Linked DNA regions of Homo sapiens: region 2 is linked to region 1. A link is a contact called in ENCODE Hi-C data. All regions are on one chromosome and are shown on one strand. The core of a region is the stretch at or near the end of the contact, and the rest is flanking DNA. Distances in the headings are between cores, read along the strand shown. Region 1 holds the start of HIF1A (hypoxia inducible factor 1 subunit alpha). Region 2 holds the start of HSPA2-AS1 (HSPA2 and ZBTB1 antisense RNA 1).

Region 1 (7,902 bases), core at 4,571-7,070:
CTATGTTCCATCACTACATTTTCCCATTTACAAGATAATAAATTTTCAAAATCATATGTTGAAATAATCTTTATGGTTAAAACTGTAACCGGTTAAGGTGAAATTTTAAAATAAAGAAACACTCATAAATAACAGTTGAGATCACCAGAACAGCTAAAAGCTAACATCTTGGGAACAGTTTTTAATAAAAATACATTATTTCAATTATTGTTTTAAATCTTAGAGAACAAATTTCCTAATTAAATTGGGCTTTATCAACAATAGAACAGGTGTACACTATTTTACCCAAAAAGTGTTTCTGTGAAAAAGTACTGGCATAACAAATCTAAGTCACTAGAAAAATTGAATTCTCCTTTTAGAGGTACTTACTCTCCTTTCAGTTAAAGCTTCCACTGGCAAACTGTAGTTAGCTTTCAGCTGGTTAATTATCCACAAACAAGCCCTTAAAAACAATCACTTCAACATATTAGATGGCTACCACTTTGCCACATTAGATGGCTAAGAAAGAAAGAGAAGAGAAGGAAGGAAAGAAAGAAAACAAGTGTTTAGAAGGATGTGGAGAAATAGGAACCCTTGTGCACTGTTGGTGGGAATGTAAACTGGTGCAACTGCTATAGAAAACAATATGGTGGTTCCTTGAAAATTAAAAAGGGTTACCATATGATCCAGCATCCCTCTTCTGGATATGTATCCAAAAAAAGTGAAAGCTTCAAAGAGAGATTTGCAGACTCATGTTCAGAGCAGCACAATAACCAAGATGTGGAAGCAACCCAAGTGTCCGTTGCTGGATGAATGGAGAAACAAAATATGGAACATATAATGGAATATTGCTCAGACTCAAAAAGGAAGGAAATTCTGACACATGCTACAACATGGATGAACCTTGAGGACATTACACAAAGTGAAATAAGCCCATCACAAAAATATTAAAACCCTATAATTCTATTTATATGAGGCATCTAGAGTAGTTAAATTTGCAGAAACAGAAAGTAAAATGGTGGTTGCCAGAGGCTGAGGAGAGGGGGAAATTGGGAGTTGTTTAATGGGTAAGATTTCAGCTTTGCAAGATGAAAAAGTTCTGGAAGTTAGTGGCACAATGTGAATATACTTAACACTACTGAACAGTACTTAGAAATGGTTAAGATGGTAAATTTTAGGTTAATGTTTTTGAACTACGATTTTAAAAAACAATCAAAAGCTATAAGAAAAAAGCCATGAGGTAATCACATTTTTGTTTTTATGAAACAAAAATTTTAAATTTTGTTTTAAAAATTCAGGTTTTAGATACTAGATTTCTCTAAAGGGATCATGTCTGGCAAATAAATAAGGGTTTATAAATTTCTACTGCAGAAAACATGAACATTAATACTCAACGCATATACAAAACAGTTAATTCTTGATGTGTCAAGAGACCAAGAGATATAATTATTTTTAAAATTCCAAAGCCTATAGTTAATTTAAACAATCTGACCATATTTTTACCAAAAATACTGAGCAACAAGAAGCTTGGCTTGTCTTAGTTTCAAATTCTCTTTCTAACCTTCCAGAGTTAAGCAGAAAACACATACACACACTGGGTAAAATCCACCCACTGGATAACTAGTCACAAAGTTTAAAAAATCAATTTCTTGATTGGAAACTCATCCAACATCACATTTAAATTTAGATTTTTTTATCCTGGTTAAGAAACAGACTTATGTTAATCTTAGATAAAGGGATACAGTATTTTAAGTATCTAAATTTAAAAAATTATATACTAAGAGAAGGCATCTATGAACACACAATTTAACCCAAATCTTTAACATCCATGCACATCAATTTTTATTTCACCACCAAACATAATAAACTGAGTTCTTCAGAAAAAAAAAAAAAATCAGTCAAGAGACTAAATAATCCCCCTCAGCTTTCTATACACCACTCTTGACATACAAGAATAGAATGTAACCACAAAATCTAAACCCTGAGCCGTGACACCATTAGAGTCACAGACAATGGCGTTAAAAGTAAAGACAATGGAAGTTAACAGGTAGAAAAGTTGACATTCTCCAAACTGCACAAGGTGCTCTGCAGTGGACCGTAGGAATGAACTCCAATACTTTCTCAGTCTAAAATAACTCGATAGTTCAGTAAATACACACGTGTGGAAGAGTGCATAGACTTCATACAAATTGAGCCACAAAACAGACCAGTAAGACAAGCTTGAAGTCTTGCCTTCAGATGGAACCCAATGGTCTTAACTCTGGAGAAACTCATAAGCAAAGGACAGTTTTTCTACCACGTAGCTGCTTTACTGAGAATATTTTATCAACTCATTATCTTTTACAAAGGTTAATTTTTATAAAATTGTCTAAACTTTGGCATCAAGACGAAAAATGTTTTAACTTACTGCCAGTACTAAGAATGCAGTGTCTTGCACATATCTTGCTTAAATGAACAGTAAGACTAGAATACTGTGTATGTTTGACTCTAGAGTCCAGAGTAAACTCAGTATTCTATTTGGGGAGAAAACACAGGGGTGAGCAATTGTGAAGCAGGAGGCCTCCACTAGAGTAGAGAGCAGATCAGATGCTCAAGAAAAATAACTGATACTAGGTGCCAATATAACCCAAGGATGTACTCTTTTGCCCATTGTAACAGGAAAAAAACGCTTTTCAAGCTCTGGATCCAATGTTAGTCTTTTCACTTTCAGGAGATAGAAAAGATGCATGAAGACACAGAAAAGAAACTAAAGGAAACAGCTGGAAGGACTAGCAAAAAAGAGTTTTAAGAGTTGTGGAAGTTTAAACAAGAATTTTAACAGGTAACATCTATTTTCAAGTACACAGTGTCATCAAGACTCCTGCAATGGGCTAAGTGCTTCACAAGCATTATCTCATTTAACCTTTACAATAACTGCTCAGATGGCTGCTATTCTTATCATCATTTCAAAAGGAGGAAAGAGGCTCAGAGGCATTCAGTAACTTGCTCAAGCTCACAAGTGAAGGGCTGGGACCCTTAACTCAGAGGTATCTGCCTCTAGATCCTATGCTCTTAACCACCATATGCTGCTTCCTCAAACAAAAGGACAATCAAAATAGAATCATAAGGAGAAAAGTTTGCTAATAAATGAGAGAGCTTCTTGACTTTTAATGGCCAAAGTTAATGAAGGAAATTAAGGAATATCTATTCTCAGAAATTTTACTTTAATGATTCAGTAATTATTTGTTTTGGAAAACTCTGAAGGAGTCTGGCCTGAAGCCTGAAACAGAATCATTACTCTCTTGACATTCCCTTAAAAATCTAAAAATCAAAATGCACGTGCTATTAAATAAGTTCAGCCCCTATAACTAGGAACAACATGAAATGTCCTGCGTTAAATCTACAGTATCATAACCATACCCATTTTCTATTCTGATTTCTTCCAATTCTTCAGGTTTTGAGTTTCCTAGACCTTCTTTTAAAAAGACAAATTTGTTTTCCAAACTCCGACATTGGGAGCTCATTTAAAATGAAAAAAAAAATTGCTTGAAGAAAATCTCCGTCCCTCAACCTCTCAGTTATCTTTCAAAAAACTGTAAATTAGTTAGAAAAGGTCATCTATTATAAACAGCATCTAAAAGTGCTGAGTAACCACCACTTATTAAGTGTTTAACTTAATTTTTCAGTTATATCAAGAACTTCTATACTAAGAAATATGAATCCATCCAATCCAAGGTTGCCAAGTTTTCAAATGAGAAAATTTTGAAAGTAACAGATGGGCTGAGGAAAATCTAAGAGCTTATTTAGAATTGGGGCTGATGAACAGTAGCTAATTTATTAATTCGTTTCAAAACTGCTTCTGATATTCTGAACGGATGAATGGCAAAACAATGAGTTCGATACTGTATATAAAAAAAGTGGTACATAATTTAATGCATTGTATTAAGTATGATTCAATATATAATAAGGATAGAAAACTGGCACTACACAGAGGTAATCTGCCTTAGGTTTACAATATAGCAGCTTTATCATTTCATCAAAAGCACTGTAATCACCTCCGCAAAATAAACTGCAATTAATTCCTGGTAACTCTTGGAATTAATCTAGACCTGTTTGCTCACTTTTTGAATTTTATAAGTGACCTTCTCTGCTGTATACAAACTAAGAATTTAATATTCTATTGAAGAAGGACCAGGAGAAGGGATCTACAAAACAGCAGGAATATAAACAAGTTTATCTTCTGCTGATACTGATTAGGGAAATTAATCTCTCTGCCAGAAGAGTGGAAGGATTTAACAGCAAAGCCAGTCTACTAACCAAAACTCTTACTCTAAATCTTCAATTCCTTAAGTGATTTCCTTAAAAGTTAAAATGCCAAAGTGGGCAAAATTGTGTGTGTGTTGGGGGATGGGGGAGTCCGCTCTTAACACCACTGGTCCAACTCACAATTCTTAATCTCTAATGTACCCCTTAGACTCAAACTTCAAGGTGATTTATAAAACTTGCATTAAGTTCTAACCGAGTGATTACTTACTTTAGATATATGTTGACGGTTTTCCTTTAATATACTTCAATTTCAGGAAAATGAGACAGAGTTCGAAAATTTTTGCAACATTTTAGTGCCGCATTTCATTCACTCATCATATACTTTTTTCAGTATCATTAAAACTGCCTAAATTTAACCAGCCCCTACATTTTCATTATTTGAAGAATGAATGAGGCATATATTCATTTATAATATCTGCGTTCTCGTGACAGGTGATATGAACTCAAGTATCCAATTCTGAAGTTCTCTTTAAAATGTTGCCATTTCCCTAAATTCCCATTACTCTGACTCTCAGTCTAGGCAAGTTTTTCAAGGCGATTAAAACGAAACAAAACCTGCACGTGCAAACTAAAAAGTTCGCATCTTAAGGCCATCGCGGCAAATCCCTAATGCACAAAGGCAAAGACACCCGCGACGGCTGGACAACTACAGGACAAGATCGCATCCGACCACGCGAGTCCCTCAGTCGGGAACTCAAGGCCCCAAGTCCACTGGAAAGCCAGGACCAGCGTGCAGGGTCCGCCCCAGGGCCGAGTTTTCAATGGAACTGGAGAGGATGGGGGCGGGAAGGAGCGGAAGCTCCGGGTGCAAACCGCGGCTACCGAGCTGCAGCTCATTTCTCTTCCCGGGGTTTTCAGGCTGGGTAAAGTCCCCTCCGGATGGGGCCACAGAGCAGGCTGGGTTTTTGAGGCGGGTAGGTGGGCGGCGCGAGGCCCCCACGGCCGGCGGGGAGGGCAAGCAGGGCTCAGACCCCGGCCCCTGAAAGCACTTTCGAGGCGTCTCCCACCCCCCACGACAAGATGGCGACGTGGACAGCGGGGGAGCCCGGCCGGCGAGGTTGGGGGAAGAGAGGGGAGGGGAGCAGCAGCAGAAACAAAAAGGCTGCCCCCCCCAATCCCATTAACGCCGAGGCCGGCCCAGGAGCCCAGGGCGGGCAGGCGGGCGGGGTCGCCGGGGGAGAAGGCGGCGGGCCGAGGGAATGGGCTTACTTTTTCTTGTCGTTCGCGCCGCCGGCGCCCTCCATGGTGAATCGGTCCCCGCGATGTCTTCACGGCGGGCGGCCCCCAGGCTCGCTCCGGCCTAAGCGCTGGCTCCCTCCACACGCGGAGAAGAGAAGGAAAGGCAAGTCCAGAGGTGGGGGTGCGAGGCGGGAAACCCCTCGTGAGACTAGAGAGAAGCGGGCGGCAATCGCCGGGGTCCGGGCCCGGCTCCGAGCCTCTCCTCAGGTGGCTTGTCAGGGCCCAGCCCGACACACTGGCCGAAGCGACGAAGAGGGTGATCCTCCTGTCCCCTCAGACGAGGCAGCACTGTGCACTGAGGAGCTGAGGCAGCGTCAGGGGGCGGGCAAGGGCGGAGGCGCGCTCGGGCGCGCGGGGAGGGGAGAGGGGGCGGGAGCGCGCCCGCTCGCCTGCCCAGGCCGGCGCGCGCTCCCGCAAGCCCGCCTCACCTGAGGTGGAGGCGGGTTCCTCGAGATCCAATGGCGAGCGACGCAGGCGGCAAGTCCCCACCCCAGCCCACGCCGCTCTCAGCCAATCAGGAGGCGGTCAGCTGAGGCACAGCTGGGACGGGCTGCGACGCTCACGTGCTCGTCTGTGTTTAGCGGCGGAGGAAAGAGAAAGGAGATGGGGGTGCGGCTCAGCCCGAGTCTGGGGACTCTGCGCCTTCTCCGAAGGAAGGCGGTGCCCGGCTTTGGGAGGCGCTGCTGAGAAGGGATTTCGGTTGCCTGGTCCCAAACATGCATCATATTTTCCTACTCTTGGTGCAGTAATGTAATGCTCCTGCTCTCTTTCTCCTCGGCCTCAGTGCTGGGCACGATTGCCGCCCAACTCTGCTGGGCTCTCTGTTCAAAAAAGCAGACTTCGCCTCGTGGCAGCAAGCCCTTCCTTTGGTCTCGTTGCTCAGATGTGTTACAACGGGGTCTTTCCTTACCAGATTACCTAACCATGGGTCAATGTCACCCACCGCACTCTTTGCCACGGAGCACAGGGGAACTCACCTTGTCTACTAAGTTTTTCTGTGGCGGAGTTTACTTACTGAATAAATGCAATTAAAAATAAAAATGAACTCCTGTTGCTGTAAACTTCAAGGGAAATAAAGTTGCAGGGAAATCTTAAAATCTGAAACTATGTTAAGCATTTGCAAATAGGTATAAATGACTTTAATAAGCATATAAACCAATTTCAGGGAAAGAGTAGAAAAAATGGCCTTTGGCAACTTTGCAAGCTACTAAACAAAACATAATCACTTTTGTCTTTGGAGGCATAAACTTCAAGCCTGTCAGTCTTCTAAAAGAAAAATATGTTTTGAGCCCAACAAAGTAGCATTGCACATATATCTCCACTTGGCGCTAAATTATTTTACTTCTCACCTTTGCCTTATGAGTTTCTTGTTAAAACCTAGCTTTGGGTTGTAAATATAAATATCTGTAGTGGCTTTCAATTGTATTAGCATGTAAAAACAATGGTCTATATAGAAGCATCAAACTCTGACAAGACAACAACCAATGTATACAGCACCTCTTTTTAACTGGTCAGTAGACCTACAAAGATACGATTAAACATTGACCTTAGCGGACAGGGTGGTTCCAGCTACTCAGAGGTGTGAGGCTGGAGAAGCCTGGGTGTTCCAGCCTAGGGAACGTAGCGAGACTCCGTCTCTTTAGAAAATTTTTGATCTTCACGCTACTTTTGTTTTTTCAGATCTACAACACTAAATGATATGTATTATGTCTTGAAAAGAACCATGGGAAATGCCTGAAGAGAAGAAAGAACTAAAAATAATTACTCATAATTTCTTTTTTAATTGTGGAAAGAATACTGTAAATTAAAAACTTTTTAGTTTAACATTCTCAAGATACTGTGTTAAGAACACTGGCTCCAGAATCAAGCGTGAGCTTGTACACAGGCTTTGAATCTTACTGGCAAGTCGTTTAATCTCTCCATAACTCAGTTTACTTATTTATAAAATGGATATAAAAGTGTCTATACCACAGTATTATGGATGGTTAAATGAGATAATAAATGTATACTTAGAACAATATCTGGTGCATAGTAAGCACTCAGTAAATGTTAGCTCTTAGTATTGTTGGTGGCGTTATTATTATTATCATTATTATTATTCTGAGGCGGAGTCTCGCTCTGGCCCACAGGCTGGAGCGCAGTGGCGCGATTTCGGCTCACTGCAACTCCGCCTCCCAGGTACAAGTGATTCTCCTGCCTCAGCCTCCCAAGTAGCTGGGATTACAGGCACGCACCACCACACTCGGATAATTTTTCTATTTTTAGTAGAGACGAGGTTTCACCATGTTGGCCAGGCTGCTCTCGAACTCCTGACCTCAGGTGGTCCGCTCGCCTCGGGTTCCCAAAGTGCTGGGATTACAGGCATGAGCCACAGTGCCT
Region 2 (7,902 bases), core at 1,678-4,177, 2.8 Mb before region 1:
AAGACGAATATGGGTAAAATATAAAGGAAGGAAAATTGAAAACTCCAAGACAGTAACTTTGAGATCAATTTCAGCTTTACTTTACATTTGCATTTATGCATTTGTTTGCAAAAAGTATACCTGTCCTTAACATTACTGCAATGTTCAGTTTAGTTTTAAAGTAGTACATAAAAATAAACAATTTAAGCTCCTATATATTTTACTGTTTCCAAGCTTCTACAGAACAGGTGTGCAAACTTAAGGTTTCTCATCTCAAACAAATCTCCATGCACGAACTAATCAAAAATGCTCAAGTCAGCAAACACGCAAAATGCATTAAAGAGAAACCTCGAATAATGTTTTTAAAAAACAAACTTTGGAACTTTTATAATTAAACTAAGTTGTTGCACCTCTCCTTTCATTTGCATATACCAAAGACTTCCAACAATAGATCTCGTACTTGGCACAAGGACATTTCAAAGAAACAAACAAAAAAAAAGAGAGAGAGAGAAAGGCAAAGAGGTTTACGCTGACTTGAGTGCAAGCTTAGTCCACTTCTTCGATGGTGGGTCCCCCGGAGGCTCCTGAACCGCCGCCGCCGCTGCCGCCGCCAGGACCACCTTGGTAAAGTTTGCTGATGATGGGGTTGCAAACTCTTTCGAGCTCTTTCTGCTTGTGTTCATACTCATCTTTCTCTGCCATCTGGTTTCGGTCGAGCCAGTTGATCACCTCCTGACACTTGTCGAGGATCTTGTTTTTGTCCTGCTCGCTAATCTTGCCCCTCAGTTTCTCGTCTTCCACCGTCTGCTTGATGTTGTAGGTATAGGACTCCAGGGCGTTTTTGGCCGCGACTCGGTCGCGATTCGCCTCATCTTCCGATTTGTACCGCTCCGCCTCCTGCACCATCCGGTCAATGTCGTCCTTGCTCAGACGACCTTTGTCATTGGTGATGGTGATTTTGTTTTCCTTACCGGTGCTCTTGTCGGCGGCGGTAACGTTAAGGATGCCATTGGCGTCAATGTCGAAGGTAACCTCGATTTGGGGGACCCCGCGAGGCGCAGGGGGAATCCCGGTCAGGTCGAACTTGCCCAGCAGGTTATTGTCCTTGGTCATGGCCCGTTCGCCCTCGTATACCTGCACCAGTACGCTGCTCTGGTTGTCCGAGTAGGTGGTGAAGGTCTGCGTCTGCTTGGTGGGGATCGTGGTGTTCCTCTTGATGAGTGGGGTCATGACACCGCCAGCTGTCTCGATGCCCAGCGACAACGGGGTCACGTCGAGTAGCAGCAGGTCCTGCACATTCTCTGATTTGTCGCCGATGAGGATGGCCGCCTGCACCGCGGCGCCATAGGCCACCGCCTCGTCGGGGTTGATGCTCTTGTTCAGCTCCTTGCCGTTGAAGAAATCCTGCAGCAGCTTCTGGATCTTGGGGATACGAGTGGAGCCGCCCACCAGCACGATCTCCTGGATCTGGCCCTTGTCCAGCTTGGCGTCGCGCAGCGCCTTCTCCACCGGCTCCAGGGTCCCGCGAAAGAGGTCGGCATTGAGCTCCTCGAAGCGGGCGCGCGTGATGGACGTATAGAAGTCCACGCCCTCGTAGAGCGAGTCGATCTCGATGCTCGCCTGCGTGGACGAGCTCAGGGTGCGCTTGGCGCGCTCGCAAGCGGTGCGCAGCCGCCTCACGGCGCGCTTGTTGGGCCCAATGTCCTTCTTGTGCTTGCGCTTGAACTCCTCCGCCAGGTGGCTCACCATGCGGTTGTCGAAGTCCTCACCGCCCAGGTGGGTGTCGCCGGCCGTGGACTTCACCTCGAAGATGCCATCCTCGATGGTCAGGATGGACACGTCGAAAGTGCCACCGCCCAGGTCAAAGATGAGCACGTTCTTCTCGCCGCCCGCGCAGCCCTTCTTGTCCAGGCCGTAGGCGATGGCCGCCGCCGTGGGCTCGTTGATGATGCGCAGCACATTGAGCCCCGTGATGGTGCCTGCGTCCTTGGTGGCCTGGCGCTGCGAGTCGTTGAAATAGGCCGGGACCGTTATGACCGCGCTGTGCACCTTGCCCCCCAGGTAGGCTTCCGCGATCTCCTTCATCTTCGTGAGGACCATGGAGGATATCTCCTCTGGGAAGAAGGTCTTGGTCTCCCCCTTGTACTCTACTTGCACTTTGGGCTTGCCTCCCTCGCTCACCACCCGGAACGGCCAGTGTTTCATATCCGACTGCACTGTGGCATCCTCGAATTTCCGTCCAATCAGCCTCTTGGCGTCGAAGATGGTGTTGGTGGGGTTCATGGCCACCTGGTTCTTGGCGGCGTCGCCGATGAGGCGCTCGGTGTCCGTGAAGGCCACGTAGCTGGGGGTGGTGCGATTGCCCTGGTCGTTGGCGATGATCTCCACCTTGCCATGTTGGAAGACCCCGACGCACGAATAGGTGGTGCCCAGGTCGATGCCGATAGCCGGGCCACGGGCAGACATCCTGACTGAAAGGCGAGCGACGTTAGGACGGGAAAACCAGGGAGATGAACTCCGCGGAGTCAACTAACGGCCACCTCGAACCAAGCACCACGGGCACTACCAGCAACTCAGCTCCCCGCGCCCAGTTCCCGGTTCTTATAGCCGCCTCTGGGAACTCCCAGACCCAATCCGCTCCCGGGACCGCCCTCACAAACTCTTCCAGCTCCACCACAGGCTTGCCTAGGTCGGAGTGACTGGCCCGTGACCCAACAGATTTCAAGTTGGACGAGGGGCGGGACTCCGGCCCCCGCCAGGAGACAGAGGGGCGGCCGTTATGTAAATGAGGTTCCTCCCTGACTCTCGGCCGCCAGGCCGTGGTGCCTCGCGCGCCTCCTGCTGCTGGCTGGCGTTAGGCGCGCGCTCCCAGAGCCAGGTGTACGCGCTTTTTCGCGGTCTTTGCCCTAGCCGACGTGCATCGGATTGGCAGGGCACGCGGCCAATGAGCAGTGCGGACTGAGGCGCGGCACGGGGAGGAGGCGTGGAAGGGGATCCCGGTGAGGAGAGCCACTGGGAGAGTTCGCTCAATTCCTGAGGTTTTAAATGCAGTTCACTGCTAGGGTGCCGACTCACTGAGCACGCAGGGGCGGAGGAATTCATTCTGAGTTGGTTGCACCGAAGAAATAAAGCTCGAGCAGCTTGTTTTCCCCGGCGCCGTCCAAGGGGAGGGAATAGGGAATTGGGGTGGCTGGGGTGGGGGGTGAGGGCGGATCCCTTGGACGGGGATTAAAGAAAAGAAAAAGTCTGAACCGGCGGTCGGCCTCCTGGGATTTTATGGTGGGTGCTTCACTGCGTCTCAGTGGTTGTGAGCGCTCGATTAAAACTGCCTGGCTGGGGCCGGGCGCAGTGGCTAACGCCTGTAATCCCAGCACTTGGGAGGCCGAGGCGGCCGGATCACGACGTTAAGACATCGAGACCATCCTGGCCAACATGGTGAAAGCCCGTCTCTACTAAAGATACAAAAATTAGCTGGGCGTGGTGGCGCGTGCCTGTAGTCTCAGCTACTCGGGAGGCTGAGGCAGGAGAATCGCTTGAACCCGGGAGGTGGAGGTTGCAGTGAGCCGAGATCACGCCACTACACTCCAGCCTGGGCGACTGAGCGAGACTCCGTCTCAAAAAAAACAAAAAAAAACCCCACTGCCTGGCGGGCGGAGAGAACCTGAGCCCAGGGCGAGGCCGACCGTTTTCCCGCGCCGCGTGAGGGCGGCTGGCGGGACGGCAGACAGGGGTGTGGCGGCGACTTGTCCTCCGAGGAGCCTGCATTTAAACCCTTCCTGCCTCACTCTTCCTTTTTCCTGTTTGTCCTGCCGCTTTAAACTCTGGTTTCGCCTTCCTGTTCATTCCATTGCTTATTTTAGGTCGCAAGTGCTTTATCCACTGCTTTGAGTTTTTGACTGGAAAACCCATAATATAATCAGTCAAAACCCACACGTTGAAACACCATAAAGTCACCCAGTCTCGGTCACCCTGGCACACACGGGGTTGTGATCGTGACCTAGTCATGTTTCTGACTCCGCTCAATGGAATGGAATGATTTTCTTTGGCTGTGCTGAGGTTAATATTGGAGGCATAAACCCTCCGAGAAGGTAGATGAAAAGGAGCGCGATTCACTTCCTCCTGTTTAACAGGAATGTGAGGACAGGTCTGGAAAATACCCTGGCACCAGGTAATAATCTTTAGAAGCAGGCTCCCATATAAATGGGCTCCTGGACGGGTGTGGAGGCTCATGCCTGTAGTTTCAGCACTTTGAAAGGCCGCGGTAGGTGGATCACTTGCTGTCAGAAGTTCGAGGCCAGCCTGGCCAACATGGTGAAACCCCGTCTCTACTAAAAATACAAAAATTAGCCGGGCGTGGTGGCGCGCGCCTGTAGTCCCAGCTACTCGAGAGGCAGAGGTTGCAGTCAGTCGAGATTGCGACACTGCACTCCAGCCTGGGCGACAGAACGAGACTCCGTCTCAAAAAAATAAAATAAATGGTCTCCAGGAGGAAGCAAAGACAGCGATCACTTTACATAATATGTGTGGGGAGGCTGGGGAAGTCCTTCCATCAAGCTTGAACAGGTACCTACTACGTGGCAGTAAAAAGCCAAATGAAATGGCCTGGTCTTCAGAGGTGGAGAGTCTAATAAACAGGTAAACATAATTTGGGAGAAGCGCTGAAAGCAAAGCGCCATGGGAACACAGAGGGGCACACCCAGGCTGATGGAAAAGTGCGTTGCTGAGAGCTACCTGGAAGAGGTGGCATGCCTAATCCGGGAGCTGAAGTTCGCCAGCAAAGAGTAGGAAAGCCATTCTTTACATAGGTTGTGTATGGGCGAAGATGAGAGCAATGTTTGCTGGACTAGGATTTCTGTACAGAAGATTAGTGTCACTAGAAGGGAGGGATACAGGCAAGCAATAGGCTCTTCAGGTGGATAGGATACATCTCAGAGCTTTTTGAGCCATGGTCTTTTTCCTGAGGCTTTGGGCTGGGAGCACCGTCCTTTAAAGCAGGCTAGTGATGTGCAGCCATGTAAAAGCTGTATGAAATGGCGCTGGAGAAAAGCTTTTGTCAACCCAGAAGTTATCTGTGACCAAAAAGTAATGTTGAGAGAATTCTATAAAGTCAATGAACATTTAAGATTATTTTATCTAGTGGTGTATATCATTTCCAGTTTTTAAGAACATAATTGGTTATTAATCGGTTAATGTCATCAGTTAGTACTAATTTTAACCATAATTCCTATCCTCTTTTCCATGAATTTGAAAAAATTTTGAAAAAGGGGACGTTTTAAAGAAAATATTAGAAAGGCTGGACGCGGTGGCTCATGCCTGTAATCCCAGCACTTTGGGAGGCCGAGGCGCGTGGATCACGAGGTCAGAAGTTCAAGACCAGCCTGGCCAAGATGGTGAAACCCTGTCTCTACTAAAAATACAAAAATTAGCCGGGCCTGGTGGTGGGCGCCTGTAATCCCAGCTACTTGGGAGGCTGAGGCAGAGGATTGCTTGAATCCGGGAGGCAGAGGTTGCAGTGAGCTGAGATCACGCCACTGCACTCCAGCCTGGGCGACAGAGCAAGACTCTGTCTAAAAAAAAAAAGAAAAAGAAAAGAAAATATTAGGAAAACAAGGATAAAACCCAGACTTTTCTAATTGAAACTGTCATAAATTGTGAGTACAGATCTCTTGATTTTATTCTTGGAAATTCTTGTCTTTTGTGTAGTTTGGGGGTGGGGGGTATTTGTTTGGTTTTTTTTGAGACAGAGTCTTGTTCTGTCGCCAGGCTGGAGTGCAGTGGCTCACTGCAACCTCTGCCTCCTTGGTCCAAGAGATTGTCGTGCCTCAGCCTTCCAGATAGCTGGGTTACTTATGTGCACCAGCACGTCCATCTAATTTTTATATTTTTGGTAGAGACAGGGTTTCACCATGTTTGCCAGGCTGTTCTCGAACCCCTGACTTCAAATTGTCTGCCCATCTTGGCCTCCCAACGTGCTGGGATTACAGGCCTGAGTTTTTCTTCTCTCTTTTCTTTTCTTTCTCTTTCTTTCTTTCTTTCCTTCTTTTTCTTTCTTTCTTTCTTTTCTTTTCTTTGTTTTTTTAGAAAAGGGAATTAGTGGGCTGGAAGCAATGCATATTCTTTGTAGAACTGATGATATATGACTTAGAGATACAGTCTCAGCTACAACTGAAACAAAGAATGTGAGAAACACAAATTCTTTAAATCTCTTGCATTCAGTCAGCCCTCAACACACCTCAAGCAAACCAAGATTGCAAAAGAGCAAGCAGGCCAGAGTTCTCACATAGAATCACTAAAATTAGAGCTTCAGAGGAATAGTTTCTTTTGCACAATAACTGTGCTACCTCTGTGCCCAGATATTACAAACACATCTTGCAATCTGACCACCACATTCATCTTTAACACAGGTTTCTGAAACCACAGTAGCAATTATACCCACATTTTCATTAGCCATGTATATTTTTTTCTGCCCTAACTTGTGTTTTGTATGTTCCATAGTTTAAGAGGCATCCTAAGCTTTTCCCAAAAAAGACACTGTATTTGTATTTTGGGTTTTTAAAAATTTGTTTGTTTGTTTTAAGAGACAGGGACTTGCTGTGTCACCCAGGCTGGAATGCAGTGGCAGGCTCACAGCTTGCACAAGCGATCCTCCCACTTCAGCCTCCGGAGTAGTTAGGACTACAGGCATGCACCACCAAGCCCGGCTAATTTTTGTATTTTTGTAGAGATGGAGTTTTGCCATGTTGGTCAGTCTGGTCTCGAACTCCTTAGCTCAAGCTCTCCACCAGTCTCAGCCTCCCAAAGTGCTGGGATTACAGTAGTGAGCCACCACACCTGGCCAATATTTTTTCTTTACATTAAATATGATCATGCCTTTTATTTAGCATTACTCATTGTGGGATTTATTCTAAGGAAATAATAGAAAATGCAGGTAGTATTATTTATGTTAATGATAATAGAAAGGAAATGGTTTAAATATCCAAAAATAAGAGATTACCTAAATTATAGTACATGCATATGATGAATTCTTACGCAGCCGTAAAAATGGTTTACAAGATTTTTAATGACACGGAAAAATGTTCTTGGTATAATTAAGTGAATAAAATATATGAAACTTGTATCTTCTTATATGTAGGATAATCTAATATAGATTTAAAATGCATCAAAATTGGTTATCTAGAAGGTAGAATTATCAGTAATTTTTCTAAGTTTCCTTACTGTGCTTTTACAATTGATTTTGAGAACTTGACTATTAACAGCTACATTAGTCCATTTTCACGCCGCTGATAAAGACACCCGAGACTGGGTAATCTATAAGGGAAAAAAAGGTTTAGTGGACTCACACTTCCATATGGCTGGGGAGGCCTCACAATCACGGCAGAAGGCGAAAGGCACATGGCGGCAGGCAAGAGAGAATGAGAACCAAGCAAAAGGGGTGGACTCCCCCGAGGGCTGCGGTACTGTCCTGCTCTCCAGTATTTGCAAGGGCCGAAAGGTGTACCAGCATTTCAGCAAGGCCCGGGAACCCCGCACAGCCACACCAAACCCTATGTCTGCTCCAAGGGCTGGAAGTTCGAGTGCATCAGAGGCCGACAGGCCAGCCGAGGCTACAAAAACTAACCTTGGATCCTACCCTCTTAATAAAAAGATTTTGGATGCTGAAAAAAAAATCAGATCTTACTCACTACCACCAGTTACATGGCAGCAGGCAAGAGAGAATGAGAACCAAGCAAAAGGGGTTTCCCCTTATAAAACCATCAGCTCTTACTACCACGAGAATAGTATGGGAGAAACCGCCCCCATGATTCAATTATCTTTCACCACAACACATGGGAATTATGGGAGCTACAATTCAAGGTGAGATTTGGGTGGGGACACAGCCAAACCATATCAACAGTTGAAACAAAGTCTATTAGTCTTACATAG

The links. A loop is a pair of places that touch in the nucleus more often than their neighbours do. Pooled maps may share reads with other maps.
Region 2: a loop to region 1 is called in a pooled map, with 5 times the contacts of the local background. The contact joins the promoter of HSPA2-AS1 here to the promoter of HIF1A in region 1. A Hi-C loop is called at or near these places in 4 of 50 pooled maps.

The regions. Positions count from the first base shown.
Region 1 is chr14:61,693,431-61,701,332 of GRCh38, reverse strand. HIF1A (hypoxia inducible factor 1 subunit alpha) reads right to left here and starts at 5,820. Exons shown (of 15, transcript NM_001530.4): 1 at 5,494-5,820. The coding sequence starts at 5,528. It overlaps HIF1A-AS1 (HIF1A antisense RNA 1), which reads left to right and starts at 5,510. Exons shown (of 2, transcript NR_047116.1): 1 at 5,510-5,626. RefSeq lists silencers at 5,362-5,461, 5,762-6,061 and an enhancer at 6,132-6,501.
Region 2 is chr14:64,535,393-64,543,294 of GRCh38, reverse strand. It overlaps HSPA2-AS1 (HSPA2 and ZBTB1 antisense RNA 1), which reads left to right and starts at 2,927. Exons shown (of 4, transcript NR_110550.1): 1 at 2,927-2,978. It overlaps HSPA2 (heat shock protein family A (Hsp70) member 2), which reads right to left and starts at 2,554. Exons shown (of 1, transcript NM_021979.4): 1 at 58-2,554. The coding sequence starts at 2,445. The coding sequence ends at 526. RefSeq lists an enhancer at 2,410-2,519 and a silencer at 2,690-2,779.